Regions from separate parts of the Homo sapiens genome. Here regions 1, 3, 4, 5 and 6 are each linked to region 2. Evidence: read pairs that join two places in POLR2A ChIA-PET (ENCODE). Cell type or tissue: MCF 10A. All regions are shown on one strand. Region 1 overlaps PIK3C2B (phosphatidylinositol-4-phosphate 3-kinase catalytic subunit type 2 beta). Region 2 holds the start of TRK-TTT3-1 (tRNA-Lys (anticodon TTT) 3-1). Region 3 overlaps PIK3C2B (phosphatidylinositol-4-phosphate 3-kinase catalytic subunit type 2 beta). Region 4 has its middle 12 kb from the start of LINC00628. Region 5 overlaps PIK3C2B (phosphatidylinositol-4-phosphate 3-kinase catalytic subunit type 2 beta). Region 6 has its middle 22 kb from the start of NFASC.

The links. Peaks named below come from ENCODE experiments on the same cell type or tissue, not always from the same donor. Only the 100,000 strongest peaks of a DNase experiment are listed, where the experiment ranks them.
Region 1: POLR2A ChIA-PET joins it to region 2 with 25 read pairs; 32 of 35 experiments call an interaction of 5 or more read pairs at or near these places.
Region 3: POLR2A ChIA-PET joins it to region 2 with 25 read pairs; 26 of 35 experiments call an interaction of 5 or more read pairs at or near these places.
Region 4: POLR2A ChIA-PET joins it to region 2 with 13 read pairs; 19 of 35 experiments call an interaction of 5 or more read pairs at or near these places.
Region 5: POLR2A ChIA-PET joins it to region 2 with 26 read pairs; 32 of 35 experiments call an interaction of 5 or more read pairs at or near these places.
Region 6: POLR2A ChIA-PET joins it to region 2 with 12 read pairs; 6 of 35 experiments call an interaction of 5 or more read pairs at or near these places.

Annotation. Positions count from the first base shown.
Region 1 is chr1:204,429,894-204,433,893 of GRCh38, forward strand. PIK3C2B (phosphatidylinositol-4-phosphate 3-kinase catalytic subunit type 2 beta) reads right to left here. Exons shown (of 33, transcript NM_001377334.1): 25 at 3,900-4,000; 26 at 3,423-3,532; 27 at 2,307-2,508; 28 at 1,776-1,900; 29 at 28-145. Among named protein-coding and RNA genes, the nearest start is that of PPP1R15B, 20 kb to the left of the region's middle. RefSeq lists an enhancer at 1,468-1,762. In MCF 10A, a CTCF peak has its summit at 1,611 (motif pointing right); a DNase peak (open chromatin) is centred at 1,618.
Region 2 is chr1:204,505,440-204,509,439 of GRCh38, forward strand. TRK-TTT3-1 (tRNA-Lys (anticodon TTT) 3-1) reads left to right here and starts at 1,088; the gene lies at 1,088-1,160. It overlaps TRK-TTT3-2 (tRNA-Lys (anticodon TTT) 3-2), which reads right to left and starts at 1,663; the gene lies at 1,591-1,663. RefSeq lists an enhancer at 1,033-1,949 and silencers at 1,121-1,200, 1,541-1,590, 3,742-4,000. In MCF 10A, no CTCF peak of the experiment used is centred here; DNase peaks (open chromatin) are centred at 1,152, 1,682 and 2,422.
Region 3 is chr1:204,421,137-204,425,136 of GRCh38, forward strand. It overlaps PIK3C2B (phosphatidylinositol-4-phosphate 3-kinase catalytic subunit type 2 beta), which reads right to left. Exons shown (of 33, transcript NM_001377334.1): 33 at 1,497-3,904. The coding sequence ends at 3,716. Among named protein-coding and RNA genes, the nearest start is that of PPP1R15B, 11 kb to the left of the region's middle. In MCF 10A, no CTCF peak of the experiment used is centred here; a DNase peak (open chromatin) is centred at 1,885.
Region 4 is chr1:204,379,385-204,383,384 of GRCh38, forward strand. No RefSeq gene overlaps it. Among named protein-coding and RNA genes, the nearest start is that of LINC00628, 12 kb to the left of the region's middle. RefSeq lists an enhancer at 3,092-3,141. In MCF 10A, no CTCF peak of the experiment used is centred here; no DNase peak of the experiment used is centred here.
Region 5 is chr1:204,436,466-204,440,465 of GRCh38, forward strand. PIK3C2B (phosphatidylinositol-4-phosphate 3-kinase catalytic subunit type 2 beta) reads right to left here. Exons shown (of 33, transcript NM_001377334.1): 22 at 3,727-3,856; 23 at 2,470-2,606. Among named protein-coding and RNA genes, the nearest start is that of PPP1R15B, 27 kb to the left of the region's middle. In MCF 10A, no CTCF peak of the experiment used is centred here; a DNase peak (open chromatin) is centred at 2,316.
Region 6 is chr1:204,805,028-204,809,027 of GRCh38, forward strand. No RefSeq gene overlaps it. Among named protein-coding and RNA genes, the nearest start is that of NFASC, 22 kb to the right of the region's middle. In MCF 10A, CTCF peaks have their summits at 2,353 (motif pointing left) and 3,228; DNase peaks (open chromatin) are centred at 2,104, 2,354 and 3,244.

The DNA of each region.
Region 1 (4,000 bases), 76 kb before region 2:
GCCAGGAGGAGAGGCAAGCCCACCCACCTCGGCCACCTCAGGGGGTGCGTGGATCAAGTGCCAGATGTAACCGTTTAGCTCCTCCCTCCGCCGCTCGGCCACCGCCTCTCCCCGGGAGCGGCCGATCACGAAGCGACTAGGGAAGCTGGCGTGGCAGCGTAGGCAGCGGGGATGCAGGAGGTGAAGATGGGGAAAGAAAATGGACACAATGGGCTTTTTTCACATTTCATTTGCGTTTCCAGTCCCCTAGCACCCATTTCCCAGCAGCCTCCATTTCTAGGGACCCTCACAATTCCTCCTGTGCTGCACATCTGTGCCCAGGTCTGACACCTGCTCAGCATCTCATGACTACATTTCCAAGGGCCCCAGACAAGAAAACCAAACAGCAGGCCAGAGTCCTGTGGCTCCCCAGAAATGGCTCGGGAGCCCTCAGTTTCTCCCATCGATGTAAAAATCCTTTTTTTTTTTTTGAGATGGAGTCTCGCTCTGTCACCCAGGCGGGAGTACAGTGGCGCAATCTCGGCTCACTGCAACCTCCACCACCCGGGTTCAAGCGATTCTCCTGCCTCAGCCTCCCCAGTAGCTGGGATTACAGGCACACACCACCGCACCCAGCTAATTTTTGTATTTTTAGTAGAGGGGGGTTTCACCATGTTGGCCAGGCTGGTCTCAAACTCCTTAGCTCATGATCTGCCTGCCTCAGCCTGCCAAAGTGCTGGGATTACAGGCATGAGCCACCGCACCCGGCCAAAAAATTCATTTAAAAAGTTGTTTGTTTGTTTTGAGACTGAGTCTCGCTTTGCCGCCCAGGCTGGAGCGCAGTCACGTGATCTCAGCTCACTGCAACCTCTGCCTCCCGGGTTCAAGCGATTCTCCTGCCTCAGCCTCCTGAGTAGCTGGGATTATAAAAGCATGCCACCACACTAATTTTTGTATTTTTAGTAGAGATGGGGTTTCACCATGTTGGCCAGGCTGCTCTCGAACTCCTGACCTCAGGCAATCTGCCCACCTAGGCCTCCCAAAGTGCTGGGATTACAGGCGTGAACCACTGCGCCCGGCCTGAAAAGTAGTTTTTAAAAAAATTGCAGTAAAATATGTGTAACATAAAATTTGCCATCTTAACCATTTTTAAGTGTACAGTTCTGTGGAATTAACCATATTCACACTGTCATGCAACCATCGCCACTATCCAACTTCATAGCTCTTTTCATCTTGCAAAACTGAAGCTCTGTACCCATTAAACAACCACACCTACCTCCCCTCAGACCTGGGCAACTAGCTTTCTACTTTCTGCCTCTAGGAGTCTGACTACTCCAGGTAACTCAGATAAGTGGAATCGTGCCGTTTTTGTTTTTTTGTGACTGGCTTATTTCACTTAGCAGAATGTCCTCAAGGTCCATCCACGTTGTTACCCGTGTCGAAATCTCCCTCCATTTTAAATGCTGAATAATATCCCACTGTATGTACATATGACATTTTGCTTATCCATTTGAAAAATGGTGTAACTCTTTAAAAAATTAGAAATTTTGAAACATCAGATTCAACCATGCCTTCCTTTCTGGCCAGTGGGCCTGGAGTGAGAGCTCTTGCGTGCAAGGAGAGCTTGGCCAGCAGGGGGAGCACTTGTCATCAAACTCCATACCAGGCCAAGCAAAGCAGGCAGATGTTTAGTCCAAAAGGGTATTTTCTGCCCCTGCAGCCCTGACCACCTCCCATCCCGTATCCTTTCCCCCTCCCCGACATCCCTCTGTGCAGATAGTAAAGGGGGCAGCTACCTGGGCAAGTGGGAAGAAGGGAAGAGCAGCCGCAACTTATTGTGTAATTCCTGGAACTCCTCAAAGGTCCGCTGGATGTAGGTGGCCTCGTGAGTGTTCTCTCGCATCACCTTTACCACATATATCTGCAAAGGTCCAGATCTTAGGGTGTACCTGCCGAGCCCTCTGCACCCAGTGAAGGGTGTAGGAAAGGTCCGGAAGTGTATGTATGTGCTGAGGGGAGGGGCACATTCCAGAAGGAAGAGAGCAAGAGTGGAGACAGATGATAGCACATACACAGGAATCTAAAAGCAGACTTCCCACATATGTTGCCAGGATCCTTGACTCAGAGGGAATAACCATCCAATTCAGCTACCCAATTCTAGGCAGATCACGTGAGCAAAGGAGAGGGAAGTGGTCCAGGACTGCTCCCAGCACAGGACGCTCGGTCAACTCCTGTGCCCACTGTGCAAGTGTGGAAAAAGTCAGGATCCCAGCAAGCCAGGGTCAGCAGAGAGCAGGAAAGGGGGTCAGATTGGAGAAAACACTTACATAGCCTTTGTTGGGGTGGAAGATCTTCTCATGGCGGCAGAGGAAAACATCACTGATTCGGCCAGAGCTCTTGAGAGTGTGTGTTCGGGAGGCAAAGGAGAGGGTCAGCCGGTCATCTGAGCCCGTGAACTTCATCTGAGCCAGATTATGGATGAAAAAATTGAGCTTTGTGGCTACACTGCCCAGGCTGGACTCAATCAACCTGGCAGGAGGATAAGAAAAGAGGATATAACCATGAACCCAAATTCCTGCTGCCTCGACAGGGGTGTTCCAAGGAATATTCCTGACTCCTGAGACTAACAATCAGCTCAGATCAAACCATTTTCCTGTGTCATATCCTCATAAAGCAAATGACTGGCACACAATAATCTCATGCAATTTGCTCATGTGAACCCCAGGGTCTTATCTCCTCCCCTGGCTGCCCACCTGAGCCAAAAACCATCAAACCAAGGTAGAAAGGAACTAGGAACTCACTCTCTCTGTGTAAATGTCTAAATATCAAAAAATTTCAAGGTTCATTACAATAGAACCTCACCAAGCACTGTTCAATCTCAGATTTCAATTCAGCGGGAGAGGTCCTGTGTTAGGAGACCTAACAGAGAAAGTTTAATTCTCTGAATTCCAAAAAGAGTGGAGAACATTATCTACAGGGACCACATTTTGCAGGCATTCATAGATAAACACATCCTTGCTTTCACACACAGTGTACCTAAAAACATTGTCAAATATGAGGAGACTGAATCATGGAACTCCATGTTCTGGCAAGGGGGAAGCGTCTGACCAAGAAAGTTAAAAGTTATTACAAAAGCCACATTATACATTGCCCCATAGACAAAGTATTTGATGGGACCTAGTGAGAATGTAGATAAGAGTGATGGCAATACCCTTGTGTGCAAAGGTTAGCACCAAAACACAGATGGGAAACCAAGGCTGAGAGAAGCAAAATGATTTACCTAAATCACGGGCAAAGTTGGGACAATGTATCCACGTGGTCAGCTCTAGGCTCTAGCATCTGAGCTAAGCTTTTCACCTTTCCCCAGTCCTCCTCCTGCCAATCCGGCAGGCTGGGAATTACTCAGGGTGGGCAGTGCTGATTCGCTCAGGGAATCATTTTACCTAGTGAAGTAGGTAGTGGCATTGGCCTCTGTATCCTGAGGCCTCAGGGCATCGTACACATACTTGAGGTCCTCCAGGTCTGAGAGTTCAGGGATCCCACAGGACAACATCTAGAAGGAGCAGAAAGAAGAAGAGAGGGTGCCTGTAACAACAGAGAATTCTTGCTGCTTCTCTACCCTTAGGCAAGGTTTTCTACAGCTAGGCTCCCTAACCCTTCTAGAGGGTGGTAGACAGATGCTGTGGGCAGTGGCTGGAGGGCCACAGGAACTGAAGGGCTGGAGCAGGGAGTCAGGCACCTACACAGACATCATTGTCCTCAGGTAGTCTGGGTCCCTGCCTTTATCTAGGGCAGGCAGGTATTCAGTTGGGGCTCAGAGAGGTAAATCTCTAGAAATCCTCTGCGGCAAGACAGGGAAGTCTTAAAGATGATGCCAGATAATAAGAAGAAGGTATTCGGAAAGGGATGGAGCTCCTCACCAGGCCCAGAAGGTTGAGGAAGAGGTGGGTGTGCTTGCGAATGAGGTTGTAGGCTTGGCAGCAAAGGTCAACAAAATCATGGAAGCGGCTGGAAGGCTTGT
Region 2 (4,000 bases):
TAAGACTCCGACTCAAAAAAAAAAAAAAAAAAAAAGAAAAGAAAAGAAAACGGCAACTTGCCTGAAAGGGGAGGAAAGGCAAAATTCAATCTAAATTAAAGGTCTAAACTCCTTTTCCCGCAATCTTAATTCAGACCTTTCCACAATCACGTCTATTTTCTTATAGTATTAGCTCCTCTGTGCATGAATCAAAAGTGTCTTTCCTTCTTTTGTGCTAAGTAATACTTATCTAACAACTACATCATCTGATGAATGGAAATGTATTTTTCATTAATGGGAGAGATGTTGTAATCTAGTTTGGTAGAATAATTAAAATTAAGAGATCTTATCAGGGAAGTGCTAAATAGAAGGCAGAAGTATAATAAAAAGAGGTTGCTCCTTGGCACAGCTGCAAAGATTGAAAGAAAAAAAAAGAAGAAAGGAAGGAAGGAAAGAAGGAAGGAAGGAAAGAGAGGTTGTAACCCCATGTCTAAATTTTGAATATTCATCTTGGTTGCCCATTTTTCTGTCATTTACTACCATTAATTTCCTTTTAGAGAGTTTAGTAAATACTGGTAACTTATCAAACATGAAACAGCTGAAGAACACATGTTCTTCATGGAACATGTGTGAATGGAACAAAAAGAAAAGGAAAGGAAAATATTTGTTTTGCTTTATCTTGCTAAAACAAAAAACAAAAAAAACCCTTTAATTCTAATTAAAACCTAAATGTAGCTACTTAAAAGGAAGCAGGCCGGGCGCGGTGGCTCACGCCTATAATCCCAGTACTTTGGAAGGCCAAGGTGGGCGGATCATGAGGTCAAGAAATCGAGACCGTCCTGGCCAACATGATGAAACTCCGTCTTTTCCAAAAATACAAAAATTAGCTGGGAGTGGTAGCGCGCGCCTGTAGTCTCAGCTACTCGGGAGGCTGAGGCAGGAGAATCACTTGAACCCGGGAGGCGGTGGTTGCAGTGAGCCGAGATCGCGCTACTGCACTCCAGCCTGGCGACAGAGTAAGACACCATCTCAAAACTGAAAAAAAAAAAAAAAGAAAAAAAGGTAGCAACCTATATGGAGTGAACAGAAAGAGCTTTTCTTCGGGAGCGCCCGGATAGCTCAGTCGGTAGAGCATCAGACTTTTAATCTGAGGGTCCAGGGTTCAAGTCCCTGTTCGGGCGTTTGTAGTTTTCGTTACTTTAACCTGCTAAATTATCCCATCAAGTCCCAAGAGCGGACATCGTAAACCCTTACATTTCAAGTTGAATTCAAATCATTTTTCACTGGGTTCAGAATATGCTAGATAGACGTGTTTTCAGGGAGGAAAAAAAATGACTGAAAAGTCATTTAATTTCTTGGAGAGTATCGAGGTCTGGCACAGTGGTTTCCCAGAAAAATATTTGTTTTTTGATGGCTCATAATTGAGAAAGGAAGAAAAAAACTTAAAAGCAAGCACCTTGTGCTCTCACCACAAAAAAAGGTATGCGAGGTAATGCATAACCTTATCAGTTTGATTTAATCATTCAACAATATATACGTATTTCAGAACATGGTGTTATACACCATAATGTGTACAATTTGTATTTGTTCATTGAGGAAAAGAGAACAAGACGCCCGAACAGGGACTTGAACCCTGGACCCTCAGATTAAAAGTCTGATGCTCTACCGACTGAGCTATCCGGGCTCCCGTAGACAACAGCTTGTTCTGCCGTTTCTTACATAAGAATGAGGACCCTTGAGTGATTGCATCATCCACACTGTGAGACTGCTTTAACGCCAAGAAAGTTCGTGATTCGTGCGTAAAAGGAAAAACAGAAGGCCCAAATTCTGCGCCTTTCACCAGCATCACCAGCTAATTTAGAATTGCGAGATATTTATGCGCCTAGTAAGCATGATTAGGTAGGCTTTTTTTATTTGTAGTTAAATAGGTTCAGGATTAAAAGAATGGCGAGGTGTCACTTTTGAAGTGCTGTAATAACCTTCGATCTATTTTACCATTGATAACAGAATGGGCATCAGTGCTAAAACCTATCCAATAATAGAAAAAAATGAATCTGTCTAAGAGACTATGAATATGCTGTTCTGAAGCTATCGGGTTGCACTGTGCGGTATAAAGTGAGAGAAAGGAAGGATGGTGAGGTTATCCAATAGGTCGCCTGAAAGCATCCAAGTTGTTTTTTTGTTTTTGTTTTTGTTTTTTTTGAGACGGAGCCTCCCTCTGTCGCCCAGGCTGGCGTGCAATGGCACGATCTCTCGGCTCACTGCAACCTCCACCTCCCGGGTTCAAGCAATTCTCCTGCCTCAGCCTTCCGAGTAGCTGGGATTACAGGCGCCTGCCACCATGCCCAGCTAATTTTTGTATTTTTGGTAGAGACTGGGTTTCATCGTGTTGGCCAATCTGGTCTCGAATTCCTGACCTCCGGTGATTGGCCCGGCGCATCCAAGTAATTTTAAGGGGCGCAAACTCTGGAAGAGTTCACCAGCAGCGACCTTGGGGGTAGAAGCCCTACTAAGCTAGAGAGACAGGAAAACTGAACATGGCATTGAAGAGAGATTGTTTTGATCTTGGCATTGGAGGTTCTTCCCTTCCGTAGCCATCAGTAATTTGAGCACTGCCCTTTGCTATGGAGCTGGTGTTGAGAATGACCACGGTAGAGCTTTGAGAGTGGGACAGTAAAGGTCTTTGTTAGCTGATGTTACTTCACCTTAATTCCATCCTTAACCTCTTTCGGGGTGATTGCTCTGGTCCAGCAATTCCACTTTTAGGAATTTGTCCTGAAGAAATAATCAGAGGTGACGGGGCGCGGTGGCTCACGCCTGTAATGCCAGCACTTTGGGAGGCCCAGGAGGGCGGATCACGAGGTCAGGAGTTCGAGACCAACCTGATCGACATGGTGAAACCCCGTCTCTACTAAAAAATACAAAAAAGTTAGCCGGGCGTGGTGGCACACTCCTGTAATCCCATCTACTCAGGAGGCTGAGTCAGGAGAATCGCTTGAAGCTGGGAGGCGGAGGTTGCAGTGAGCCGAGATAACACCACTGCACTCCAGCCTGGGCGACAGGGAGAGACTCTGTCTCAAAAAAAAAAAAAAAAAAAAAAAAGAAGAATCAGGGGTGTACAAAAAGATCTGACTACAGGAGAGATCGTCACGGCATTTTAATCAGAAACGAGAAAAATAGCTACATAAATTATGGTACGGCCTTAATTATTATGCAGCTATTAATAATCATGTTTCGGAAGAATAGGATTTGGGAAAAAAATAGAAAACATTTTTAAGTTAGGAAACATTTCAAATCAATAGGGTTTTGTTTGTTTTGTATTTTCAAGAAAAGGGTGCATATATGTGCACTGAAAAACAAAGGATAAAAAAAGACAACAAACAAAGGATAAATGCTTATACAAAACCTGGGTTCTGAAGTTAGGTGCTCTATTTGAATCCTGACTACCATTGTGTAACCTTGAGCAAGCTATTTCTCTGTGTGTCAGGACAATAGGATGACTGTGAGATTTAAATAATATAGTATATAGACATTGTTTGCAATAGTGTCTGACATGTAATAAGCATTCATGGAGGCACATAAAGATTTAATGGCAAAGATGTAACAAGAACAGATCCTATGGATCCTGCTCTTTCAACCTTCTGTGACACCATTCACCTTTCAACAAAGAATTAACATATTTGATTGAAGTGGAACGAGATGTATAAAGCTGATTTTTAAGGCTGGGCACGGTATCCTAGCACTTTGGGAGGCCGAGATGGGAGGACTGCTTGAGGCCAGGAGTTCGAGAGCAGCCTAGACAACATAGCGAGACCTGCCCCCTCCTGCCGCCACCCTCCCCCCACATAATCAATCAATAAACTGGGCGTGGTGGCACCTGGCTGTGATTCCTGCTACTGGAGAGGCTGAGGTGGGAGGATCGCTCTTGCCCAGGAGTTCAAGATCAGCTTGGGCAATGTGGTGAAACTCCCTCTCTACAAAAAAATACAAAAATTAAAAACTAGCCGGGTGTGGTGGCGTG
Region 3 (4,000 bases), 84 kb before region 2:
CACACCCAGCTAATTTTTTGTATTTTTAGTAGAGATGGGGTTTCACTGTGTTAGCCAGGATGGTCTCGATCTCCTGACTTCGTGATCTGCCTGCCTCGGCCTCCCAAAGTGCTGGGATTACAGGCGTGAGCCACCGTGCCTGGCCCTGGTAGTGAACTTCTTAAATGCAGAGAACTGTCTTAATTTACCTTGGTAAGCCCCAATCCAGTACCTAGAGTACAGGGCCCAGGATGCATTCAATACAATGTATTTTTTTATGAATGGAGGCATGCCACTAGGTAGCACTGGTAAGAACTGTAAATGTTTGTTGCAGAATTCATGAATGAGCCATACTTACTGTCCAGGGCAGTGGTAATGGAAGATGATATATATCATGTATAAAAAGCACCCGAAATACCAATTAGACCAACTTAAGGGATTGTATTAAACATTGCCTAGGAGGGGTTGCACAAGGTTTGGAGTGCAACAAACCTGGGTTCAAACTCCAAGACTTATTGGCTGTGTGCCCTTAGGCAAGTTACTTCATCCCTCTGAGCTTCAGTTTCTTCATCTGTAAAATGGGTAATGGTACACACCTGATCAAGTTGTTGTGAGGATAGATTTAGCTGACAAATGTAAAAATGGTCAGTGCAGTGCACTAGTGCATATAAAAGTTACCATGTGGTGGTATAAAAAACCACTATTATTATTTTCATCTCATACATCAGATGTTTCAATGTAAACATGTGAACATCAACCAATTTTTTTTTTTTTTTTTTTTTTTTTTTGAGACGGAGTTTCACTCTTGTTGCCCAGGTTGGAGTGCAATGGCACGATCTCGACTCACTGCAACCTCCACCTCCCTGGTTCAAGTGATTCTCCTGCCTCAGCCTCCTGAGTAGCTGAGGTTACAGGCGCATGCCACCATGCCTGGCTAATTTTTGTATTTTTAGTAGAGACGGGGTTTCACTATGTTGGTCAGGTTAGTCTCGAACTCCTGACCTCGGGTGATTCACCCACCTTGGCCTCCCAAAGTGCTGAGATTACAGGGATGAGCCACTCTGCCCAGCCAAACATCAACCAATCTTTAAAATGATAGTTTCAGCTGGGTGCAGTGGCTCACACCTGTAATCCCAACACTTTGGGAGGACAAGGTGAGAGGGTTGCTTGGACTCAGGAATTCAAGACCAGCCTGCGCAATGTAGCAAGACCTTGGCTCTACTAAAAATTACTTTTAAAAATTATGGGAGGCTGAGGCGGGTAGATCACTTGAGCCCAGGAGTTCAAGACCAGCCTGGGAAACATAGCAAAACCCTGTCTCTACAAAGAATAAAAAAAAATTAGCCAGACATGGTGGTGTGCACCTGTGGTCCCAGCTACTGGGAAGGCTGAGGTGGGAGGATGGATGGAGTCCGGGAGGTGGAGGTTGCAGTGAGCCTAGATCTCACCACTGCACTCCAAGCCTGGGCGACTGAGAGAGACCCTGTGTCAAAAAAATAAATAAAATTATAGTTTCATTTTTTTCTCAAATGTCATTTATTAGAAAATACAATTCCCGAGAAAGGAGATACAAGGGATTCTGGGAAGTGGGAAGTAAACAGTACACAGATCTCTTTAAATCAGGAGCATATAGGTCATAATAAAATGAGCTACAGGCACAAAGCCAGTAACACATTTATGGTCCGTTCATCTGGAAAAGTTTCACCGCCCACTCCCCACTCCTCTTCCCCCTCCTGGAAGCAGCCAGCTTTATCCTTGGCATTTTAATTTTAGAGAAAATTTAAACTTCCATGCTGCCCTGTGGCTTCGGTCAATGGAGCTTCTTTCTCCAGTTATGGAATGAGTCAGCAAAACGGGGAGTTTCTGATCCTTGGAATTAGGGAGGGACAGTTTACAGAATGTCCTCATTTCACTCTTTTCCCAATCATGGGAAATATCCAGCCAATTCTGGTTTTAAAGATTCATATCAAATTCAAAGTCCCTCCCTCCTTTTGGCGAGGAAGACAACCCTTTGGAGCGAAACACAAAAGAGCAAATGTAAAATCCATCTGGGGCGGGGCATGGTGGCTCACGCCTGTAATCCCAGCACTTTGGGAGGCCAAGGCAGGCAGATCACGAGGTCAAGAGATCGAGACCATCCTGGCCAACATGGTGAAACCCCGTCTCTACTAAAAATACAAAAATTAGCTTGGCGTGGTGGCACATGCCTGTAATCCCAGCTACTCGGGAGGCTGAGGTAGGAGAATCGCTTGAACCCGGGAGGCAGATTTTGCAGTGAGTCGAGATCATGCCACTACACTCCAGCCTGGCGACAGGGCGAGACTCCGTCTCCAAAAAAAAAAAAAAAAATCCATCTGGTAGGGAATAAAGAATATGAAGAGATAAGGGAGTCAGTCTCAGTCTCTCCCTTCGGGCTCCTGAGCTTAGCTCCAGGGGAATAATCACCACTCCAATCCAGCCTCCTACTGACCAAAGAAAAATCATGGGGCAAAAAACAACAGTTTTGATGGAATCCCCCACCCCATGCCCCTTTCCTTCAGATAGGGCATCCCTTTGGCTCCAGACTAAATAGGTTTATGGCCCCACAGAATGAGGAAAAGTCTTATAAAAAGGGTGACAGAAATGGAGTTTGGGAGGGAAGCAGCACAGCAGAAAGAAGTGGGGAGTGATGGATGGGGAATGCTTTCCAGAGGCTACCTAGCAAGCAGTCAGTAGCATCTGCAGCCTAGGGACCTCTTCCCAGGGCCAAGATGCTCTTGGGTGAAACTACATCTAAGGACTGAGTCAGTATTTTGTCCCACCAGAGACAAATGAAGGGAGAGACCTATGGGGAAGCACCCCCAGCATATTCATAGAGACCAGCTGACCCCCAGAAGGGCCAGGAGAATGGAGGGGCAAGGGGTAGAAAATGGTATTCAGGGCAAGTCCTAATAAAGTAGGGAAGACAAGAGGAAAAGTCCCCCCAAAAGAGCATGGGTCCCTGAATACGGGTCCTTGGCAGAACCCCAATACGGAAGGCCCTTCCTTACACATGTAGGTATCACAGCGCTCTCCTTTGGAGGCAAAATCAGAAAGGCCCAGTGGCACAAGCCTCAGTCCAGCACAGGCAGCCCTCCCCAACCCTCCCCAACCTGTCCTTAGAGAGGGCTCTGGCCGAGGACCCACTGGGCCCCTCCCCAGATAGTTCCTATAGCTAGAAAACGAAACAACAACAACAATAACAAAAAAAAAAAACCTAGGGAAAAGTCCAATAAGAACCTTAATCATACAAAAAGTCCAAATAGTCTTCCTCTCTTGCCTTCTGGGGCATAGGTACGTCCCTTCTCGCAAGGCTTCCTGTCCCAGTTAGGACAACATCACTATTTCATTTTTTAAAAATAAAAATTAAGATATCCACCCACCCACCCCCAAAATGCTACTTCATACAGCCCACCCCACACACTCCCCAAACCAAGCATTGCTCCCTTGACACAAGGTAAACTTAAAACTTTGCTGCAACCTCACAGCCTCCAAGGGGCTGCTCATCACAACCAACCCAAGTTCAGTCTCCAGAGGAAGAGACAGCAGAGCATGTCTTACTCTCCCTGCCTCCTACCACAGAGGCCAGAATCACCTGGACCGAGCTGGAGGCCTGCCCAGGGCCCTGGCCCTTCACAAGGAGGAGTCTCACAGGGGAGAGTCCTCTCCCCCAGCTCCTGCCACCAGCCTGGGATGCTGGGTGGTGGCTCTGCTGGGCTCACAAGGTGCCATGACTTCGAGATCCCAGGGCGAACCAGCCGGTCTTCTCCTGAGCCAGGTCCAGCTCTCGCAGGCGGATGTTCACCTCACCGAGGAGGACGTTCTCCCAGAATCCCTGCTCACTCAGCACGCTCAGCTGGAGCTCCCGCTGCTGCAGGTCACCCTTGGGGATCCCATCATATACCAACTGCAAACATAGAGATGGGTGAGGGAAGTGGTGAGAGAAGGAACAAGAAGAATCCAGAGGGAACCCGAGAGGGAGATGGTAAAGTCTGTTGGGGGC
Region 4 (4,000 bases), 130 kb before region 2:
TATCACACTGTAATGCAATCCTTGATTTAGTCATCTGTCTCCTCCATTGGACTGTGTGCTCCTTGGGGCAGGAACTCCATCTTATCCATCTTTACAGCCCTGGCAGCTGCCTGCGGCACCAATTAACAATTTTTTTTTTTTTTTTTTGAGATGGAGTCTCGCTCTATCACCCAGGCTGGAGTGCAGTGGCATGATCTCGGCTCACTGCAACCTCCACCTCCCAAGTTCAAGTGATCCTCTCACCTCAGCCTCCTGAGTAGCTGGGGCTGCAGGCACTCACTACCATGCCTGGCTAATTTTTTTTGTATTTTCAGTAGAGACGGGGTTTCACCATGTTGGCCAGACTGGTCTCAAATTCCTGACCTAAAGTGATCTGATCCACCGGCCTCAGTTTCCCAAAGTGCTGGTATAACAGGCATGAGCCACTGCGCCCAGACCAATTAACATTTGATGAATGCTTGATATGGTCATAACTGAGAACTACTCTTAACTCTAACCACAATCCCGTACTTTTGGACTTTATTTAGAGGCACTCTCAATATAACCATCAGCAACATCAGGGTGTGTGTGGGGAGATCTTCCTGGGAAAAGAAACAGCCTGTGATCCTTCTCATAGATCCCAAATTCTCAACCTGGAGGGTTTAAAGTGTATACATCTGATAGATGGTAAAGCTAGGAGATGCCTCAGAGAACATTTAGTCCAATCCTCTTGTTTTGAATATGGCAAGTGAGGAACAGAGAAGGGAAAGGGGCTGGTCAAGGTCACTGAGAAGGGTGGTGGCTGAAAAGGATCTGCCCACCAGTGTCTCAGGCCAGAGCTGTTTTCATTACATCCTTCGCACTCCAACACTGGAAATGGACTCTGCCAACATCCTGGCTGCCAGATCTAAGTTAAGTCCATTCTCCAGAAGCAGAAGACACGCAGAAACCCATGATGTCCAAATTCTTTCTCTCTTCTCAGATCCTACAAATTTCTAGTAGAGAAAGCTTCATTTGACAATGAAGCAGAGCTGCACCTGGGAAGCACAGATGAAGGTCTAGGTGCCCCTTCGTTTCTGAATTGGAGAAAGTTGGCAGATCAAGGTAGCAGACTCTGCCAGGCTGCAGTCCCCTGTCACCAGCCATATGAAACACCTGTAGGACTCACGCCACTGACAAAGCACAGAGCCACCTGCCTAGCCCCTGAGATGGCCAAGAATATAAACGGCCAGAGTTGCTGCCAAGATGCCTCAAGGGAAAATACCAGCAATCAGTGCACTCCCAGTCCAACCTGAGCAACCAGTAAGGGCAGCTGCTTGTGCTGAACGTGGGCAGAAACAGGGGACAAGATGACATATATTTGAAAACATGTATTACACTACTGTCTTCTTCGAGCGCCTCTTGATCTATTTTTCCACGAGATTTTTGTCTTGTTTAATGTCTAATGTAGCCTGGGGTTCCTGGGGACATTTACCTAGATGAGAAAAGGCCAGTGGCTCAGATTTGTAAATGTTTATTACTCATTTGAAATAAGAAATCACGTTCGAAAATATTTCCCTAACTGTGGTCTAGTCTCGCTAGTGACTTTTTGCATGCTAGTTCTTGTTTATGATTAGTTATGATTAGTATTGATACTGCTAGTAACGACATTTTAGCAAAAGAGCTAAAGACATGTAGAAAAAGAGTAGAAAACCCAAATAAAAGCAGCTATTGGTTCAACAATTACCTAGAAGAGAGAAGGAGGGTTGATAGATTAAAATGAAAATCATACATGGCTGGCAACTAAGTCAGAAATTTAGCTGTCTGATTGCTTTTCCCCCCACAGCAAATTTTTTTATCCCTTTAAAAATGTTTATTTATTTATTTATTTGCTTAAAAACAGGATCTCATTTTGTCACCCAGGCTAAGGTGGTGCAGTGGCACAATCAGAGCTCACTGTGACCTTGAACTCCTGGACTCAAGCCAGCATCCCACCTCAGCCTCCCAAAATGCTGGGATTACAGGAGTGAGCAAGTGCGCCTGGCCTCTTTCATCTCTTTAAAAGGCAACCAAGCATTTGGAAAAAATATATCAGTAATATTTATAAATTATTCTGATTCTCTATTACATTCTGATGTCTTAATCACTTCAACATTACTATTTCTGGTTTGATATCTGTGGTAGGCTGAAAAACATCTCCTCAAAAGCTATCTGCATCAAATCCCTGGAATCTATTAATGTTCCCTTATTTGGAAAAAGGTCTTTGCAGATACAATTAAGAATCTTAAGATGAGAAAATCATCCTGGATTACTGGGGTGAGCACTAAATCGAATGACAAATGTCCTCGTAAGAGACACATAAGAAATGTAATAGAAGAGGTGGAAGTCATGTGACCATGAAAACAGAGATTGGAGTGATGTGGCCCCAAGTTAGGGAATGTTGGCAATCACCAAAAGTTAGAAGAGGCAAAGAGTACATTTTCCCCTAGAGCTTCCAGAGTGCAGCCCTGCCAATACCTGGATTTCATCCTGAACTGTGAGAGTATAAATTTCTATTGTTTTAAACCACCCAATTTGTAGTAATTTGTTACAGCAGACATGAGAAATTAATACAGTACCTACAAGAAAATCACAACTCAGTGAGGGCCAGGTGTGGTGGCTCACACCTGTAATCCCAGCACTTTGGGAGGCTGAGGCAGGTGGATAACTTGAGGTTGGGAGTTCAAGACCAGCCTGACCAACATGGTGAAACCCCATCTCTACTAAAAGTACAAAAATTATTTGGTGGTGCACGCGTGTAATCCTAGCTACTCGGGAGGCTGAGGCACGAGAATAGCTTGAATCCAGGAAGTGGAGGTTGCAGTGAGCCGAGATTGCGCCACTGCACTCCAGCCTGGGTGACAAAGTGAGACTCTGTCTCAAAAAAAAAAAAAAAAACCCTCAATGAGGACTGAAATAAATGTCCATTATTTTTACCTCTCCAGCATCTACTCTCCCTTCTTCTGTTAATAGCTGCAGGTTTCCTTTTGACATCTATCTACCCTCTGCCACTCTCAGCCTGTGTGGGCTGGCCCCACCTTTACTCTCAAGCTCCATTGAGGGTTGGGCTGTGACACAGATCTGCCCAGAGATCTGACAACTCTCCATTCCCCTGGTGCAGGAAAGGACACAAGACTCAGACAAGACCAATAAGACTCTGTTTTTTAAAGATGCCAAAATTCTCGGGAAGAAGCCCTTTTCCTCTTGCATTTGAAGGTGGCATGAGTTGTGTTGCCGTTGCTGGGGTCGTCATGCGGGGGCTGCCTGAAAGTGAAACCAACACAGGAGGAAGTGAAGCCAGAAGACGGCGAGAGAATGGGTCCTCCATATATCCTGGGAGCCCTGGGATCCAGCTTGCCAGAGAGGCTCTACCCCTATATTTCCAGCTATATGTGCCAATAGACCCCTTACTTCCTTTCTAGTTGGTTTGAGCTGGGTTTCTGCCCCTAACAAATGAAAAAGTCCTGACCGATATAAAAGTCACACACAAAAAAAGGCTTTTTGTGTGTAATGGGAAAGCCAAAGAGATAATCATGTGTGTTTCTAGTGACTCACAAATAGGAGCTCTTCTGTTCTGAGAAAACCACAATTTTAGATCAAGAAAGGGTCTTAGTGATCATCTACCCCAAAAAAACACATTTTTCCCAACGAAGATACTAGAGAATTCAGGAAAGTACCCAGAGTTGTGGCAATTCCACAGTAGAGTTAAGACCAAAACTCAAATCTCCTGAAAACCTGACCAGTAGAAAGTTCACATTGAGACATTTGCTACATCATTTAAACATATTTGGCCAAGAGACTCACATAGTTACAAGAAGATTATAACAGATTCCTTTGCTCTATAAAAGAATAGCCACAACAGCAATCTGCGTTGAGGGCTGGTGTTTAATAGTTATGCTCACCTGCAGGCAAGGTCACTAGCCACTGTTGATTTTCTTCCAAGAACTAGGAAGCAAAGGAAAGGAAGGCAACAGCTATCTCTGCTGGCATTCGAGATATGGCT
Region 5 (4,000 bases), 69 kb before region 2:
GTTGCAGTGATTGTGCCACTGTATTCCAGCCTGGGTGACAGAGTGAGACCCTGCCTCAAAAAAAAAGAAACTACCAGCATTATTCTTGGAGAAAGGCTAGAAGGGCAGAGAAGCTATCTTTGAAAGACTGAGATTAAACATGAACATGCAGAGTTAGTTTCTCTCTGTGTGTATTCTCGTACATTCTTCTGTACATTTATTTTTATTATATTCTTATACATTCATCTGTACATTTATTATTATTTAGTATTATTTCCATACATTTACACATATATGACTATTACATTGGCAGGGAGTAATCACAACTCCAGCACCTAGTACAGTGCCTCTGCATATGGGTGTTTAATACCTGAAAAATGCATATTAGCATAAAGAGTAAGTATATGGGAGGTTGGTAGTAGAAAGGAAAAAAATCATTACTCCTCTCCAAGGGTAGAGGGCCTTGAAATGTATAGCATAGAGTGGCAGAGTTTTGAGGAATGAGAAGGGAAGAAATGACTTTCCAGGCAAAGGAAATATTACTGCCTACAGTACTGCAGAAATGAAAGTAGTAGCCCCCCCTGCCCCCACCGCATGATCTAGCTAGTAACCTAGCTGGAGCATAGGTTAGCATAAGATGGTAGGTTGCAGTGGATGGGATTACAGGAGTCAGCAGGGCTGGATTATAAAAGGCTCTGTGTGCAATGCTATCTGTTAGGATACACAGAGGCTTTGAAGAACTTATCCACACTTAAAAAAAAAAACAACAGCTGGGCACTGTGGCTCATGCCTGTAATCCCAGCACTATGGGAGGCTGAGGTGGGTGGATCACCTGAGGTCAGGAGTTCGCGACCAGCCTGGCCAACATGGTGAAACCCCTTCTCTACTAAAAATATGAAAATTCGCTGGGCATGGTGGTGCACGCCTATAATCCCAGCTACTTGGGAGGCTGAGGCAGGAGAATCGCTTGAATCCAGGAGGTGGAGGTTGCAGTGAGCCAAGCTCGTGCCATTGCACTCCGGCCTGGGCAACAAGAGCAAAACTCTGTCTCAAAACAACAACAACAACAACAAAACACCTCTGAAATCAAGCAGAGGCTGGCTCTAGATGGAGGAGAGGCATTCCAGTGGTTCAGGGGACCGACAGCAAAGAGCTGAACAAAATCAATGGTAACAAAATAGGAAGAAGAGGACAGATTTGAGAGATAGCTGGGAAGAAGAATAAACAGAGCATGGTACAGAAGTGAGATAGAGGGAAGCATCAGGAAGACCGTGGCTTTGGCTTGGGTAAATGCACAGAAAGAGTCACACCATTGACTGATAGCAAACACAAAAAGCAGGTTTCAAGAGGCAAAGGAGAGACAGCAGGCTCAGTTTTGCCTACACCGAGTTTGAGACGTGGGTGAAACGTAGGTGGAAAAGTCCAGCAAGAAGGTGGCTATAGAACCACCTGGAGGAAGGGAAGAGGGCTAGAGGAATGGCTTCGGAGGTCATCAAGATACAGGTGGTAGTTGAAGTAATAAGAGGATGAGCTGGCACAAGAAGAGTGCAAAGAGGGCCCAGCAGGCCAGGAATTAAGCCCCGGGGAACACAAACACTGAAAGCCATTTAAGATCATCTAATTACACATTCACTAAACAATGTTCTGATTATACCTTGGCTGCCCATGCTGGTTTTCCCTCCAGGATAAAGTACATTGATCAATATAAATCAGTATTTGGGTCCCTTGAAGTTAAAATTATACGAATTAGCATTCTGGCCTATAGCCAGTCTCTTGTGAGTTTGGTTATTGTGATTTGTTCCTTCCCAGTGTCCCTACTTTCCTCAACCTAATTAACCCAGAGACTAGAGTTGTGATGCTGGGAACAGGCCACGGACCCTAGCAGGCTACCAGGGCCCTACCACCCAGGAAAGCTCCACTTCTAATCTAATCTTCTTTCATCAGGAACCAGCCAGCCCTGTTTTCACTCGTCTCTGTCTCATATCTAACCTCAATCCTAGCTTTGAGTTACAGCCTTGCCACATATCAGCTCCATAACTAGGAATGAATGAGTGAATCTTAATTCACAGCTATGAAAAGAAGGGGCTGGCATAAAATGATCTCTAAAGTCTCTTCCAACCAACTCTTTTTCTAGAAAGTACCACTGAACCCTCTGAGAACATAAGGGAACCTGAAGAGGATCCACAACTGGGAGGGATACAGATAGGCTCTCAAAAGCTGGCGCCTCCTCCAAGACTTAATCTGCCAGGAGAACTCAGTGAAAGTTTCTCAGTCCAGCATCAGGGGATTTTCTCAGCCAGCTTACAAGAGGCATTTGAGTGAGTCACCCCCAGATATTTGGAGGCACCAGTCAACCAAGAAAGGGTAGGTCCTTCTGCCAACAAAGCTGAGCTGTCCTCTCTGAGCAAGTGCAGGTCTTGTGGTTAAAGAGCTGTGTGCCGGCATCAGGCACACACACACACCAGACGCACTCCCCACCCACAACCCTACCTTCTCATACTCGTCCTCCCCAGGGTTGTGTTTCTGCAGCCAGTCTGCCAGGGGCCGGTCCTTGAACGAGCCGGTCACCCCATGCTCCACCTGGATCTTACGCAGGGTCTCAGCATTAGGGATCATCTCCACCATCCCTGTGAGGGGAGAAATGGGGGTCACGTTCCAGACCAGAATGAAGGGGACTGCAGGGAGAGGACTACAAGGACTGTGCTCATGCTTCCCTATAAATTAAGCTGTAAGGCATTTGGACTAAGTCTGATAATAACAGGAAGAGAATAACCATAGAAAGGAAGGTCATTCCCACATTTCCTATTCCATACTGTGACTTTTTGGTCTCTCCAGTTCATAGCTGCTGCTCCCTTTGTTTTTAGCTTTTACTATGGGAATTTGAAAATATATATAAGAATAAAAAGAATGGTATCATGACTTCACATGTAACTATCACCCAGCTTCAAAAATTGTCAACATTTTGCTAATCTTGTTTGCTAATCACACAACCCTATTTCTCCACTCCCTGCCACCTTGGTTGGAGTATTTTAAAGCAAATCCCAGATACTTTATTTCACTCATAAATATTTCAAGTGTAATTAACAAAGACACCATGCCATTGTCACATCCAAAAAATTAACAATCACTCTTTAATCTAACTCAATCTATATTCAAACTTCCCCCAACTGTCTCTCTCCTTCTCTCTCTCTCTCTATATATATATTTTCACACAGGGTCTCATTCTGTCGCCTGGTCTGAAGTACAGTGGCACCATCATGGCTTACTGCAGCCTCAAATTCCTGGACTCAAGCGATCCATCTGCCTCAGCCTCCCGAGGAGGTGGGACTGCAGGCACATGCCATTAGGCCTGGCTAATTTTTTATAATTTTTATTAGAGATGAGGTGTCTAGGTTGGTCCCAAACATTCCTGAGCTCAAGCAATTCTCCCATCTCAGCTTCACAAAGTGCTGGGATTACAGGCATGAGCTAGCATGTCTGGCCCAAAAAATATTTCCTTACAATTGGTTTGTTTTAATCAGGATCCAAAGTCTACACAATATGCTTGGCTGTCACGGCACCAAGTCTGTTTTACTTTATAACAGTCTTCTCCCATGCCTCCCTTTTAAGGCTATCCCACAGCTTCTCATGAAATAATCTTGCCCTTTTCACTTTCCTGGAGGAGGACACAGTTTGTGTTGGCAATGGGCAGAAGGACAATAAGCAAAGCGGTCCCCTCCTCCACCCTCACCCCTACTCCCAACTGACCTCTGCCCCGGCCGGTGGAGAAGCAGCGGAAGATGACCATGCGCATGTCCAGCCCCTCCTGGACCCAGATCTTGCTCATGATGCGAATCATCTGCAGCGTTAGCATGTCCTGGCGAAGGTCGTCCCCACACTGGATGGAGGGAGAAAGTGACCAGATCTAATCTCCACTACCTCCCCAGCTCTCAGGTCTCCCAAGTGCTCAACCTTGGCCCTAAACTAACAGTGACAGGGAGTTCCCCAGCCTCACACCCCTGACCTGCTCACTCAGCTCACA
Region 6 (4,000 bases), 300 kb after region 2:
CCTCCCTGTCAATGAATTTTTTTGAAGAGTTTGAAGTTAATGCATGCACACCATAAAGAATTAAAACAGTGTAAAACTAGTATTGATTGAAAATCTAAGCTCCCTCCCAGCCTGACTCTTGGCCCACAGTTCCCTTCTCATGTTAAGCTGGTACCTGTCTCATGGGTTATCTTTCCAGATATTTCTAGGGATATAAAAGCTTATATTTTAATGCAAATAGCCACATACTACACATAGTGTTCTATATCTTGTTGGTTTTTTTAAAGAGATGGGGTCTTGCTATGTTGCTCAGACTGGAGTGCAGTGGCTATTCACAAGTGCAGTCATAGGACACTGTGGCCTCTAGCACTTGGCCTCAAGCAATCCTCCCATCTTGGCCTCCCCAGTAGCTTGGACTACAAGTATGTGCCACAACACCCAGCTTGTTGATCTTTTCCTTACTGATTGGTAGGAGCTTTTACTCATTAAAGGAACCATTTGTTCATGATGTTGCAAATATTTTCTCACTCTGTCATTCATGCTTTTACTTTTTTATGGTGGTTTTTGCTACCATAGTAGAAATGTATGATCTGAGCTTATCAGTTTTTTCTTTTATGACTTCAGGGCTTGAACCATACTTAGATTGTGCACACTTCAAGATTATAAAAATATGCTCCCAGATTTTCTTTTGATACTTGTATAGGTTCAATTTTATTTTAAAATATTTGATTAGTGATCTAGTACTAGTTTTTCTTTTTGACTTTTGCTTGTTTAAATTTTTTATTTAATCCTAAATTTATTTTTAATTATTATGGATACATAGTAGTTGCACATATTTAGAAGTAGTTTCAATTTTAGGAATGATTCTGCTTTTTTAAGTTACAATCTATCTTGGATTTCATCCTTACCATTTTATGAAAGTCATCTCATTCTTTTTCACTGTGTTAATAGTTACTCTATCACATGGACTTACTATAATTCATTAAGTGTGGTAACTCATGACTGTAATCTCAGCATTTAGGGAGGATCACTTGAGGCTAGGAGTTTGAGGTCAGCCTAGGCAACATTAAGACCCCCATCTCTAAAAAAAAATAAAAAATAAATTAGCCAGGAGTGGTGGCACATGCCTGTAGTCCCAGCTACTCAGGAGACTGAGGTAGGAGGATCACCTGAGCCCAGGAGTTTTTCAGTGACTTATGATTGTGCCACTGTGCTCCAACCTGAGCAAGAGTGAGACCCCACCTGTTTAAAATAAAAGGGGAATAAGGCTGGAAGCATCACACTATCTGACTATACTACAAACGTAAAATGCACTACAAAGCAATAGCAATCAAAACAGCATGGTACTTACTCGCAGAAAAACAGACACACAAAACAACAGAACAGAATAGAGAGACCAAGAATAAATCTATGCTCTTACAGCCAACTGATTTCCAACAAAGGCATCAAGAACACACATTGGGCAAAGGCCAATCTATCCAATAAAGGGTGCTGAGAAAACTGGATATTCATATGCAGAAAAATGAAACCAGACTCCCTATCTCTCACCATGTCCAAAAATCAAATAGAGACGGATTAAAAACCAATGTAAGGCCCGAAACTGTGAAACTACTGGAAGAAAATTGGGGAACCCCTTCATGACATTGGTCTGGGCAAGGATTTTTTGAATAAGACCAAAAAAGCACACGCAACAAAAGCAAAAACAGGCAAATAGGATTCCATTAAACTAACAAGCTTCTGCACAACAAAGGAAATGATCAGCAGAGTGAAGTGACGACCTACAGAATGGGAGAAAACATTCATATACTTCGCATCTGACAAGGGGTTAATATCCAGGACACACACGGAACTCAAAGAATTGTAAGTCTTAAACGATGGCTTTAAACAAATTTTGTGAAAATTTAACCATCAGGTCTGGTATAAGCCAGCTCCAGGACACCACTGGAAGGGTTCCTGTTTTGGAAGCTGGACTCTGTCCTCCTCTTGGAGCCCTCGGAGAGAGCAAGCGAGGCTGCTCTGTTCTGGAGGCTCCGTGCCCCTGAGGCCTTTGACCCCGTTACCCGCGTTCCTCCCCTTGAAGCCCGGTCCCGCTCTCCCAACACCAGTGTTCTGCTGCCCCCTAATGGCAGCTTCTGCCATCTGCGGCTGTCCGGGAGCTAGATCCACCGCAAAGTCCACCAGCTCCGCTCCAGGATCAGAGACCCCTGAGCAGGTTAAACAATCTTCCCCCTCCACTCCAGACTTTTGGAACCCAAGGACGGCCGGGTCAGAGTACCCAGGACCTCAAGCCCCGCTGCCCCTTGTCCATCCCAGAATCGTGGTTTCCCACTGCCCTCTGCAGTGCCGCGGCGAAGTGATGAGCCCGGCACTGTGGCGCCACCTAGTGCCTCTGCTGGGTCAGTGGCACCTGCACCTGCACTGCCAGCCCCCTGCTGGGAGAATTCCGACTCAAGAACTGTAGTTTGTTGTGTGTTGTTTTTGCTTTGGGGCTCACTGGGAAACTCTCACCAGTCACCTGCATTACAGCCTGGGGCTTCCTGTCACTGTAGAGCAGGTAAGAAGAGGAGGGAAAGAAAAGACCTCAGCAGCACAGCACCAGACCTTCCTCCACTTGGTGGGGCCTTCTGACCACGAATGGTGAATAGTCCAACTAACAACTAAAAGCTCCAGCTGGGAGGACCCTGGAGCTCCCCTGAGCCTGTGGCCTTCAAACGGTACTGACCAAGCCCATCAGTAAGCAGTGCATTTTACAACGCAACAGTCCAGGACACCCCTGCGTTGAAAGAACTCAGGAAGCAATACTTACCCTTAGTATGCATAGCGTATTTTGACACTTCCATTACTTTTGATTCTAAAAAAAAAAAAAAAACTTGCCACAACTTAATAACTGAATTCACAGTTCATTAATGGGTCACCACCTACAGTTTACAAAACAATAATCTAGCCCTCAGTTCACTGAGAAGAAACAGAGGACAAAGAACAAATTTGCCCAATAGCAAATTAGGGGCAGATTCAGATCTAGGATCTAGAATCCAGGTCTCTGATGCCCAGTCTCATCACTTCAAGGCCTCCTCTGGGCTCTGTACCAAGTTCCTTTTGCACTGAAGCACAGAGCTCTGTCTCTCTCTGTGGCCCAGATCTATATAGGGCAGACTGTCAGGATCTGACTGCAGGCCCCTTTGTGCCCTGGAAGTAAGGGGTTGTCAATTGCTGTTTCTCTTATAATGAACTTCTCCTGTTCTAGCACAAGGCGGCAGCAAAGAGAAGCAAATGGCCTTGATAGTTGGAAGGAAAAAGGAGAAAATAGGCTCTGGGCAGTTCCGGTAACCTAACAAGTAAATGAGTAGCGTTAGCGTTTTGCTTGAGATCAAAAGCCAAAGGGCGGTATTTTGTCAAAGACCTTTGGAACTTAATTTTAAAAGTTAAGGAGGGCCAGGCATGGTGGCTCACACCTGTAATCCCAGCACTTTGGGAGGCTGAGGCAGGGAGATTCCTTGAGTCCAGGAGTTTGAGACCAGCCTGACAACATAGCGAGATCTTGTCTCTACAAATAAAAAACAAAAAATTAGCTGGGTGTTGTGGTGCACATCTGTGGTTCCAGCTTCTTAAGAGGCTGAGGCACGAGGATCCCTTGAGCCCAGGAGGTTGAGGTTGCAGTGAGCTGTAATCATACCACTGCACTCTAGCCTGGGTGACAGAGCAAGACCCTGTCTCAAAATAAATAAAGGCTAAAGGGTGTTGGGAATACTCTAGTCTAAACAATACCTGATGCACTGTTTGTTGCAGGAGTGTTGATAAAAAAGAAATCCGTAATCTTCCTAGAGAGCATATGAATTTTATTTTAAAATTTTAAAATGTTCAAACCCACTGATCCAGAAATTCCACTAAAAGGAATATATAAAGTGCTAATTTTATCCATACAAAGTTGGTCACCACAACATTTGATATTTTTTTGACAGAAAGAGCTAAATAATATCTACATGGAATTAGTTTTAAATCTTGTGTACACCAAAACCAAAAA